Linked DNA regions of Mus musculus: regions 2 and 3 are each linked to region 1. Evidence: chromatin loops called from intact Hi-C (ENCODE). Cell type or tissue: heart. All regions are shown on one strand. Region 1 holds the start of Amacr (alpha-methylacyl-CoA racemase). Region 2 holds the start of Adamts12 (a disintegrin-like and metallopeptidase (reprolysin type) with thrombospondin type 1 motif, 12). Region 3 overlaps Rai14 (retinoic acid induced 14).

The links. Peaks named below come from ENCODE experiments on the same cell type or tissue, not always from the same donor. Only the 100,000 strongest peaks of a DNase experiment are listed, where the experiment ranks them.
Region 2: a loop joins it to region 1, with 2.5 times the contacts of the local background. A loop is called at or near these places in 1 of 42 quality-filtered maps.
Region 3: it touches region 1 in a loop (2.8-fold over the local background); 1 of 42 quality-filtered maps calls a loop at or near these places.

What each region holds. Positions count from the first base shown.
Region 1 is chr15:10,979,243-10,983,242 of GRCm38, forward strand. C1qtnf3 (C1q and tumor necrosis factor related protein 3) reads left to right here. Exons shown (of 6, transcript NM_030888.4): 6 at 1-920. Amacr (alpha-methylacyl-CoA racemase) reads left to right here and starts at 2,514. Exons shown (of 5, transcript NM_008537.4): 1 at 2,514-2,811. The coding sequence starts at 2,568. It overlaps Gm34315 (a long non-coding RNA gene), which reads right to left and starts at 2,391. Exons shown (of 3, transcript XR_383838.4): 1 at 2,310-2,391. In heart, a CTCF peak has its summit at 2,278; a DNase peak (open chromatin) is centred at 2,499; H3K4me3 peaks cover 1,674 bases; H3K27ac peaks cover 1,561 bases.
Region 2 is chr15:11,063,037-11,067,036 of GRCm38, forward strand. It overlaps Adamts12 (a disintegrin-like and metallopeptidase (reprolysin type) with thrombospondin type 1 motif, 12), which reads left to right and starts at 1,737. Exons shown (of 24, transcript NM_175501.3): 1 at 1,737-2,121. The coding sequence starts at 1,995. In heart, no CTCF peak of the experiment used is centred here; DNase peaks (open chromatin) are centred at 1,645 and 2,245; H3K4me3 peaks cover 2,216 bases; H3K27ac peaks cover 3,017 bases.
Region 3 is chr15:10,581,520-10,585,519 of GRCm38, forward strand. Rai14 (retinoic acid induced 14) reads right to left here. Exons shown (of 18, transcript NM_001166408.1): 13 at 2,263-2,317. Among named protein-coding and RNA genes, the nearest start is that of Gm10389, 17 kb to the right of the region's middle. In heart, a CTCF peak has its summit at 2,063; no DNase peak of the experiment used is centred here.

The DNA of each region.
Region 1 (4,000 bases):
AGTCTAAACTGGGAAATAGCATTTGGTTTAGTGGGTTTTATTCTTATACTCATTAATAAAATACATTTAGTCATTTCAGGTAACCTTCAGATAGGGCAATTATTTACAATGCTCACAAATAATTGGCTCCTCTTTTAAAACAAACAAACAACCCCATGTAGATAATATTGAGTTCTACTGGCTTAGACTTGCAGATATAAACTTTTCTCCCATCTGGCTTGCCACATCTTCTCTTTGCCATTGCATTCCTGGGGCTGTGGTAGAGCTCTCTTGACTCTGTACAACAAGCTGAGGTAAGATGAGGCTGATATAGTACAGAAGTTATCACATTTTTTTTAATTTGGGAATTATACCCAAATTTTTATATACACCGTGTTATATTGAATGGTCTGTAAACTTAATTAAATACAGGCAGACAAATGGATGCAAAGTAAAGTGTATTCCATTTATGAGATCCATAACAACATGTCTTAAATGTTTTCAATAAAAATGATATTATTTTCTCTATTATCATACTTGACTAATGTTCACAAATCAACTTTAATATGCCACAGTGTTATAGAAGGTGCTAGATGGTTTTTGCCTAGCTTTCCCCATCCCAGAATCTATAAAGAAAAAGGATTAAATTTGCCACCAAAACACCATTATGCTACCTGCTATAAGTTGACACAGATAGTAACATAATTTGGGGGCTGGAGAAGCGGTTCTGCGGTTAAGAACACTGGCTGTTTCCCAGAGGACTGACTTTTGCTGCCCAGCGTTCACGTGTCACCTTACAGCCATCTTGCCCTCAGATACAACACCCTCTTCTGGCCTCTGCAGGCACCAGGCATGCCTACACTGCACAGACACACATGCAGGCAAAAAACTCGTACCAATTACAAAATAAAATTTAAAAATTTAAAGCTTCTTACTTATTTAATCTTTTTGCTTTAGGAGGTTTTTTGTTTGCGTCTATATATTTTGTTATTGTTGTTGTCATTGTTGTTGTTGCTATTGATTTGGAACAGGGTCTCATGTAGCCCAGGCTAGCTTTGAAATTGCTGTATAGCCAAGGATGACCTGGGATTCCTGATGGCTCTTCTTCCACCCTCCAAGGGCTGGGATAACAGTTGTGTGCCACATGCCAAAAATTCCAGGCTTTATTACAAATAATGCACCATGAATATCCCTCATTTTAAAAATATCTGGACACAATTGCCTATGCATAATTCATATGATTGTTCCCCTGATTAGCTTTTAGAAGAGAATTTTGGCCAGAGAAAAGATCTGCAGTGTTGAGATCTCCTATCACACAGTCTGCTTTGCGGGGGGCTTCTGGATAACTCACTACTCTGGGAGGATTTGTAAAACATTATGCTGGCTAAGACTTGTGATTCATGTGTACATGATCCTGTATGTAAGCTTAAGTCATTCAAGCCACATCTGTACCACTGTTTTTTTGTTTTTGTTTGTTTTTTTTTTTTCAGAAAAATAGAAAGGCAGCAACCCTGATAAAATGTTAATGTCTCCATGTGGAAGTCAGCCATACCTTTCCATGAGATTTTTCCATTCCAGTTTATCAAAATGCAAAGGAAATAATAGGACAGAACAAGGCTGGAGCAAGGGTAGGCACTTGAGACAGCATCAGACAAGCAGAGAGCATTAGGGACCATGTGGAAGTTGTCTGCCTTTACCACGAGGCTGCTCATTCTGAGAGAGCACAGACCCCTTTCCCTGAAATATCTTAAAACTCAGTAGCTGGTTAAAAGTGTTTTGGCTACAACTATGTAGCATTTCGCCTTTGCTTTTATTATCTTCCTCACTTGTTAAGAATGGGTATGGGAGATTTCTAGCATTCAAGTCTGGCTCTATTCAGTTTCCTAGAGCTGCATCTGGCTACCTGCAAGCTCCCCCCATTACTAAGGGAAAAAGGACCTGTAAATGAGGATGGAATATTTGTGATTATTTTGTTGCATTTTAAAGGCTGAAAAAAGTTTCTAACTCAAAATTGTAACTGTCCGTAAAACTGACAGCTGACAAACCAAACTGACTTCTAAAACTCTCCCATTTAACCTGAGATGAATAATTCTGATATCCCAGACTCTTCTAAATGCTGGGATTATCCGCGTGCACAACACCGGCGTTTTAAGCGGTGCTGGACTCCGCGCACGGATTTAGCAACTGGTCTACACCCCTGGCCCTATGGGCATCTAGGAGAGGTTTCAAACAGTTGCAGGATGACAACTAGTTTTCAGGGCGGCGAGGGAGACACCCAGTGGTTGCCTTCTTACATTGATCTAAGGAGTTGAGTGCCTTTAATCACTTACTGGGGGGTGAGGGTAGCGATTCAGGTGGCTCGATGAAAGTGTCCGAAGAGGACTCGCACAACATGGGGTCAAGGACACAACTCATGACCTAAACCAAAGTTGAGCAGCTAAACCAACTGATCCAATGCTAGGGTGGGCAGGAAGTGCGCAAGCGCGCAGCCTTCCCGGACGGGGCGGGGCGAGGCGGGGTGCAGGGGGCGGGGCAGATAAACTGTGGCTCGGGCGCCGAGCCGCTCCGCTCTCACCCTAAGGCTGGCCATGGTGCTGCGTGGCGTCAGGGTTGTGGAGCTGGCAGGCCTGGCCCCGGGGCCGTTCTGCGGAATGGTCCTGGCGGACTTCGGCGCCGAGGTGGTGCGCGTGAACCGGCTGGGCTCCACGGGCGAGAATTTTCTGGCCCGAGGCAAGCGCTCGCTAGCGCTGGACCTGAAGCGCTCTCAGGGAGTCACGGTGTTGCGGCGCATGTGCGCACGCGCGGACGTGTTGCTGGAGCCCTTCCGCTGCGGTGAGCCCTGCGGTGCTGCGAGATGACATTCCCTCCTGCCCGATTTCTCCCAGCTTCTCTGACTCCTTCTTAAGACTTTTAATTTGCTTGATTCCCCCCCCCCCAGATTTGCCTTTATTATTTGGAGGTATTGAACCGTACGAGAATCTAGTGCAAGAGATAGACTGAAAAGCTTCACATAGGAATAGAGTCATTGACCCTTTGATATGTGATATACCCATGCTCTAAAGCCATTCACAGACCATGGTTAACCTTTCTCTAATTGCTGGTATTTCCAAGTTCCAGCTTCAAGATCACCTCATTTACTTTGGGCCATATGAAAACATTGTTTTAGTGCTCTGTAGACAAACGACCAATTTGTTAACAGTATCAGTTTTGAGCACTTGCATGCTTGGTGGCATGCACCTCCATCCGACTGTACATTGGTATTTGCAACTGTCACAAACCCTGAACCAAATCTGAAGGCATTCCTTCTGTATTAGCTCAGAGAATCCATTCCAACCAGCCCCTTACTAATATTGCCTGGTAGATACCAGGACGACAGTAAATTTGACAATAAGTGGGACGGGAGTGGGTGTCTAGGCATATTTATATTTAACTCTTTTAGTTCTCACAAGCATATCTGAGGACAGTACTGTAACATTTAAGATTATGTCACAATGTAAAAATGCTCCAATTGAAGATGAGGGTGGGTCAGTGTGATTAGTTTCTTCAGTTGACTCTTAATTCTGACAACTTTCACCAAAATCACAACAAACACTGTTAGTATCACTTGCAAGAGTGTGTTTTTGGTTTGCCCCGTAAAAGGAATTATTCCCATCTTTGATTCGTGCTCTCTTTAAAAACAAAACTGATAGGTTAGGGTTATTTTTCTGCGTGTGAAACGAGCCAGTTCAAGCCAGATTAGATTATATTAAAGGCAGGTTTATTGGGAAGCTCCTCTCTAGCAGTTCACTGGCCCTAAGGACCAGGGAAGTGTCCATGGGGAAAGGAAGGATAGGGAAGGAGAGAGAAAGAAAGGTCATAGGGGGGGGGGGAGGAAGAGGAAGAGGAGGAATGGGGAGCTTAAAATGTCTGGATTGTATAGAGAAGAGCCTCTTGGGGAAGAGCAGCCCAGGTCTGGGATGGAAAGTTCAGGGTTGGGGGCTGGAGCATATGCCAGGAAGGAACTGAGGGGTGCTGCGAGGAG
Region 2 (4,000 bases), 84 kb after region 1:
CAGCCCAGTGAATTCTGTTGCAGATCTTCAGAACTTAAGACAATAAATCTGTGTTGTTTTAAGACAGTAAGTTTGTAAATTTCCACTAGCAAAACACAGGAGCCAGTGTCCCTCAGAAAGTCTTGATAGCTATGTTTCCCAGTGTGGAGTCCTTTGGGCTTTCCATCTAGGGCCTTGCATTTTGGGTCCCTGGGGATGGTGTGGCTGCCCTGACCCAATGCAAGATCACCTAGTAGCCAGACATCTTGCTGAAGGTGTGTGATTGGCTGTCAGCCAAAGAGCCCTCCATACATGAGGCCAAATTCCTTCTGAATGGAATAAGGGCGGCGGGGGGGCTGGGGGGTGGGGGGTGTTTGTTTCAACCCAGAGGTAAAGAATTTTGGCTGGGTTATCCTGGATCATTCTCAAGATGCCTGGTAACTCCTGCTCTGTGACATTCTCTCAATGAGGAGAAAGTGAGTATCTGAATGGATACTCCAAACACACACACATACACACACACACACACACACACACACACACACACACCACACATACCACACACACATACACACCACACACACACACATACACACCACACACACATATACATACATACACACACACACACCACACACACACACCACACACACATACCACACACACATACACACACACATATACACACACACACCACACACACACCACACACACACATACACACATATACACACACACACCACACACATACACACACATACACACACACATACACACACACACACCACACACACACATACACACACACACATACACACACATACACACACACATACACACATACATACACATACACACCACACACACACATACACACACCACACACACATACATACACACACACCACACACATACACACACATACACACACACACACCACACACACACACATACACACCACACACACATACACACACACACTCATACACACACATATACACACACACACTCATACACACACACACACACACACACACACACACACACACACACACACACACACACTGCTGCAGCTGCCACTGCCTATGCTCAAGGCCTTCCCCTGTTGGGGCTGAAATCTTTCTGCATGTTGCTAGTGTGCTGCTGGTGGAGGTATTACAGAGAGAGGGTAGGATTTGAAAAGAAAGCAGGCACTGACCTATAGCCACAGAAGGCCTCTCAAGCATTTGATCCACGTACCCCTTCCTGCAGAGGAAGAGACTTGTCCAGGGTCAAGACAGCAGATTAGCTTGGATCATTTCCTGTGTGACTTGGCAAAGAGAAAAAAATTGCTTATTAGTTGTTAAGTGGAAATCTTAGCCTGCCCTGGAAGAAGAGCACAGAGGTTGCTAGAGGGTGGGGAGTCTTGACAGAATAGGGTACATTCAGGGTCTGGGAGGAGCTAAGAAGGATGCTGAGTAGGGTCCCCTCTGGCCCATAACTCACTATTTGTAAGTACATTTCATCCTGTGTAAAGGAGATGGGGGGGGGGGCGTGTTGTCCTAGGAGCCTCTGACGGCTCTTACTCTAGTTTCTTCCTGGCCAGCTGTCTAGGGTCTCCCCTATTTGGCCCGCATGCCCAGGCTCTGAGCCCGGAGGGAGGAGCTTGAGGGAGGAGGGCGTCCCCAAGGAAAATGTGTTAGCTGGCTGGAGGCCTGTCGGGTGGGGAAGCAGAGGGGTGGGGATCTGGGGTGGGCTGAGCCCCTTGGCTCTGACCCAGTCCATGCTCTGGCCCGCAGGAAGAAGAAGCTGTCAGCTCATTCACTCCCCTTTCAGGACAGGGAGAGAATAAAAGCTCTCTGGTCCCATCGGCTTCAAAAAGCCACTAGAGCCTCCTGGTCAGCTTGCGGGCCGCTCCCTTCCCATGCTTGGACCATGTTCTCGGGCGTCTTTCTGTGCGGACACAGGCGAGGACTGGATATCTGCAGCTGAGAGCTAAAACTTTTAAAACTTTTCTTCTCCCCAACAACTGAACCATGCCATGTGCTCGGGGGAGCTGGCTGGCCAAGCTCTCGATCGTGGCTCAGCTTATTAATTTTGGGGCTTTTTGCCACGGGAGACAAACTCAGCCCTGGCCGGTTCGCTTCCCAGACCCGAGGCAAGGTTAGTGGCTTTTCTTTATTTGTTTTTCTAACAGTGGAGTAGGACAGTGGAACTTGGTCTGTTCCCTTCCCCCACCAGGCAGGGCTGAACTCTAAGCCTTCTGGCCTGTCTAAGGAAAACTGCTGTGTGCTCAGGCTCGGATTTCCTTCTCTCCTAGGGCTTAAGGGTGCACACTCAGGGGTGACACCCTGCTTGGAAAGACCCAAGAGTACGCTCGCTCCCCGAGCCCCTCCCCTCCACTTTCCGCTTCCCCCCTTTGCAGACTGTGACATGGGAAATTATTTTTAATAAAGAGACCCAGCTGGTCACGGACAGTCATGGCAAATGTTTCCTTCATTTAAAACTTCATTTTAAGTCTGGAAGGTAGAAATTTTATTCTGGCCTCCTGCTGAGCACACTTGGCTGTGTTTTGGTTTCCTGGAAAGATTTAGGGTTTTGTTTTTTTCAAATGACATTCCTACTGGGGAGAAATTTGCCTCCTGGGGACTCCCGGTTGTCTGTCTTGCTTTGCAGAGTTCCAGGACAGCCAGGGCTACACAGAGAAACCCTGTCTCGAAAAAAAAAAAAAAAAAAGACTTTTCTCTGTCTAAATTTAGTGACGCATGCGTGTATTCTGAAAGAAAGCACTGGGAGACCGTGAAGATGGTTTATATTGGAATTCACTCCTCCTATTAGTATTGTTGTGGGGTCGTCATCATCTTCATCCGTAATGCCCAGGCCAAAGTGGTGCCGTTGCCTTTGTTTGTTTGTTTGTTTGAAATTGAACCTAGAAGAGTTTCATGTTCAGAGAGGACTACAACTTCAAGGTGTTGTCAGAGCAGGGGGGCTGGGAGGCTTGGAGAGATGGGGAGTGTATGAGCTCCGGGATGGCCTGCCAGCCCCTCCCACTACTGACAATGTCCTTCTGGGGTTCTGGTACTATGGCTACCATGCCTAGTTTACAAATGGGGACACTGGAACTTGGGGACCTTATGAGCTTAACTATGAAGCACATTCTTGAGCCAGGTATCCTACTTAAAATCATGCAGCCATAGAATGATAGCAATAGCAGGGATAATGTGCGCGCGCGCGCGCGCGCGCGCACACACACACACACACACACACACACACACACACACACTCACATGCATACACGCACTTGTCCACGTTTAAGGGATTGCTAGCAGTGTGTTTTGCCCACGCTGCAAAGTGAAATGCTGCCTAAGAATTCCTCTGCGGTGGCTTAGAGAGCAACCAGATGAAAATCCCTCTCTCCCTTTGCTTTACTTGGAAGCCAGAGTAGGCAAACACTGGGGTTAGATGTCAATCAGCCAGCACTTGTTTGTGTAAATGGTCCAGATACCATCTCAAGCCCCCAAGTTTAAAATAGCAGCTTTTGTTGTTCTTTGAAAAACAGTGCCTTTGTGAAAGGTCCCTGTTCTGGGGCAGCACAAACAAAGCCCACCAGCACTTCCCTGGGCATGCGGAGATGATTTCCTTCAAAGACACATTCTCCTGGGTGAGCTTTCCAGCTCTGCTTGCTTCGCATATTTGTAAGGGAAAATTCATCCTGGTGTACAGCAGACACTGCTGGGCCTGCCTTGTTGCTCTGGAAAGTGGGCTGTGACTCTTTTCCCTAGTGACCTTTGGGGGATATGCTGAGAGTAATTGATATTCAAAAGTAGCTTTAAAGTCCACTAAACTTATTAATCATGCAGATGTATTTCGATTTAAAAATGCCTTCAGTTTTTAAAAGCATTAATCTTTCCATCAGTCTTCATTAATACACTTACAAGTGGTTGATTCTTTAAGAGAAGAAGAAATTTCTCTGTGGATTTCCACTGAGGGGCAGGGGAGGGGAGGGAAGGGAGGGAAAGTGAGGAGAAGGGAGGGGAAGGAA
Region 3 (4,000 bases), 400 kb before region 1:
CTCTCTGAGTCCCTCTCTTCTCATGTCTGATACTAGGTGATGCTCTCTGAGTCCCTCTCTTCTCATGTCTGATACTAGGTGATGCTCTCTGAGTCCCTCTCTTCTCATGTCTGATACTAGGTGATGCTCTCTGAGTCCCTCTCTTCTCATGTCTGATACTAGGTGATGCTCTCTGAGTCCCTCTCTTCTCATGTCTGATACTAGGTGATGCTCTCTGAGTCCCTCTCTTCTCATGTCTGATACTAGGTGATGCTCTCTGAGTCCCTCAATTCTCATGTCTGATACTAGGTGATGCTCTCTGAGTCCCTCTCTTCTCATGTCTGATACTAGGTGATGCTCTCTGAGTCCCTCTCTTCTCATGTCTGATACTAGGAGATGCTCTCTGAGTCCCTCTCTTCTCATGTCTGGTACTAGGTGATGCTCTCTGAGTCCCTCTCTTCTCATGTCTGGTACTAGGTGATGCTCTCTGAGTCCCTCTCTTCTCATGTCTGATACTAGGTGATGCTCTCTGAGTTCCTCTCTTCTCATGTCTGATACTAGGTGATGCTCTCTGAGTCCCTCTCTTCTCATGTCTGATACTAGGTGATGCTCTCTGAGTCCCTCTCTTCTCATGTCTGATACTAGGTGATGCTCTCTGAGTCCCTCTCTTCTCATGTCTGATACTAGGTGATGCTCTCTGAGTCCCTCTCTTCTCATGTCTGGTACTAGGTGATGCTCTCTGAGTCCCTCTCTTCTCATGTCTGATACTAGGTGATGCTCTCTGAGTCCCTCTCTTCTCATGTCTGGTACTAGGTGATGCTCTCTGAGTCCCTCTGACATGAAGTCTGGGGGTGGGGGTGGGGTCTTCATTTTGGGGGAGATGAACTAACATAATGAGAGCCTGAGAACAATCCTAAGCAACTGAAATTGAAGTTTCTTCTACAATATAATAGATTCTTTTAAAAGTATCCAATGGAACATTTACTCAGTTACATTAATTAAGATTTGGAAAATTTAACTTTTTTTTAAAAATGTATTTAGTGTATGAGTATTCTGCTGCATATAAATCTGCAGGCCAGAAGAAGGCATCAGATCCCCTTACAGATGGTTGTGAGCCACCGTGTGGGAATTGAACTCAGGACTTCTGAAAGAACAGCCAGTACTCTAACTGTTGAACCATCTCACCAGCCCCAGAAAATTAAATTTCTAAAGTCCACAAATCCACACATTTATAGAACATACACTATAAGAAAGTGAATGTTGGAGAAAAGGGGACCTTGGAAATCCTATAGACTCATTTCAATAGAATTCTAAAGATATATTCTTTGCAACACAGTGGGTATAGGTATCTATCTGCATCTCCTTTAAAAGGGACTTCTTCATTTTTTTTTTTTTTTGTTTTTCTTTTTGAGAGAGGGTTTTACTATACAGCACAGGCTAGCCTCAGAATTGGGGTCCTAGGACAGATCTTTAAAAGGCACAATTGGACTAGAATGTAAATAAATAAGATGATTTTAAAAAAAGGCACCACTGACTAGCCCCTGTGTTGGTGAAGCCATTGCGACTGCATTTGACTTACTGGCACTTTCTTTACCTAAATGTACTTAGAGCCCACGGTGGGAATTAAAGTTAGCTAGTGGGAGCAGCAGGGCTATAGAGTCCCCTCTGTCTTGGTGATATACCTTGCTGCTTGGGTACAATGAGAGTGAGATGCTATAAGCCTGAGACCTGTGGCCTGCACCCCCAAACTGTAAATGCATAAGATGAAATACACAGGCTATAGCAATCTGATAGCTTATTTTTGACACACTAAATAACTAAGACTGAAAACAGGTCCAACAACTGCTGTGCATTTAGTGGGAGGTACAGTAACTGGTATCTGAACTTGTCTACAATCGTAAGGTGACAGGAAATTCTGAGTCCTCCGGGCACTGCTGCTACTCTGCCAACACTATTTACTGCCGCATTCTTAATTAGAGAAAATACTAATGGGAAGTGAGAACTGAAGATGGAATTTTTTTTTACACTCAAACTTAGTTCTTTAACATATAAACCCCTCCTAGTGGAGAAAGCACGCCTGTGCACTGCTGGCTTAGTTCTTTAACATATAAACCCCTCCTAGTGGAGAAAGCACGCCTGTGCGCTGCTGGCAGTCCTGGGACAGGCATGAGCTGGTTCTCATGACCTTACACAGAGGGCTTGACTGGACGCTGCTCTCCTTATGTAAACATGTAAGAAATTAAATGTGGTCAAAGGCAGGAAAGGCGATTTTCCTGTTCATACCTGCAGTACTGTCGCTCAGCCTGTCTTTGTTTTCTTGTATGGAGCTGATCTCAGCCTGTGTGTAGAAACACAAATGACAGTTAAGGAATTTTCCTGAATATCGTGCTCATTACACTTAAGTGTCACACTGACTACTCTCCTTGAGTCTGACCGCAGAAAGAAGGTCTCCTGGGAATCCACTAGTAAAATGATAGAAAATGTCACAACAGGAAAACAGGCAGTTAAAATATATGCAAATAAAAGAAAATACATGCAAGTAAGAGACAATTACTTATAAAAGTATAGTTTTGAAAATTTCAGAAATTGCAGAGGATATACTCTCAGAATATTTTTTTAGAAATTGTAGTTATATTTTAAATTATAGTTTATATAGCAGCCTTTTTTCTGGACTTTATCCTAAAACCTGAGATAGCAGAGTTTTGTTTTTTTTTTTTTTATAATATAGTTAAATAGAACTAGTATTTATGTGTGTCATGAATTGACTAATTAAGTATATTAAACATGATTTTTTTTACATCTATTACTTGTTAAATTTTCTGCTATTAATCCGTTTAAAGGACATAGTAATACGTAAGAGCTGTCTGGGAGGAAAACATTTTGTAAGGGAATAAAAATTTTCATGGTCTTGGACTGATGGTTAATGCCCTTAAGACTTTGTTTGTCCTTAAACTTTGTTAAATTACTGCAAGGTTCCTTGAACTCACTCAATACAACACCTTGCCAGAAATCCCTGTACTTCATCTAGGTGAGCTACAGTGTCAGGAACATACGGAGTTGGTCACTGGTAGCACAGTGGCTTATTTTTGACACTTGATAAAAGATGGCTGTCCCGCCCTTTTCTCTTCAGCTGTAAAAGATACGAACGGTGGCAAACTGCCTCAAATGACAGTTGACAATTTCATGAGATTATAGCAAATGATTATAGCACAGATAGCAGCACCATGGCAACCACAGATTTCCATCAGTCATCCCCAAGGTTTCCTTCTCACAGCCAATCCTTGCCTGCTCTGTCCCCAGGCGGCCAGGACTCCCCGATTTTCATTTTCTACAATGGACTGCCACACAGTAAGGGTATATGTGTAGCTGGTTTTTATTGTTATTATTGTTATTATTATTATTATTGACGGCTTTCTATGTCTGGTGCTGTTTATATGCCACACAGCTCATCCCTTCTGCACGTCATCATTGAGTGATACGCTTTCACACAGATATATCGTATTATCTGCATCCACTCAGTACTGATGGCAATTCAGCTTAGGCTACTGTGAATAAGACAGGGACATTTAAGTATCCAATTCTGTATGGACATTTTTTTTTCCTTTTGTTGGGAAAACACACAGGGCTGGATCATAGAGTAGGCACATGTTTAACTTGTAAAGGAATTGTGAAACATACAAAATAGCTAACATTTTACAATCCCACCTGGAGAAAACGACAGATGTACTTCGACTATATTGCATGCTCATCAACCTTTGGTCTCAGCCATTCTAAATTGGCACTTAAAGAAATCTTGCTTTGCTTTGTGTTGTTTAGGAGCCAGAGCCCACCTTACTGTTGAGAGTTACAATTCACGGTATTGCTGGCTGCAATGCATTGTGTCTCTCCAGCCACAATCTTACTAGATGACGTCAGAACGCTAATACAGGACCATGATTCCCTTGTGTTGCCTATATGAGTGTTCATCTCAAAAGTCTACTGATACGGCCTAAAGTAAAGGAAGTGGCAGTGTGCGGGAGTG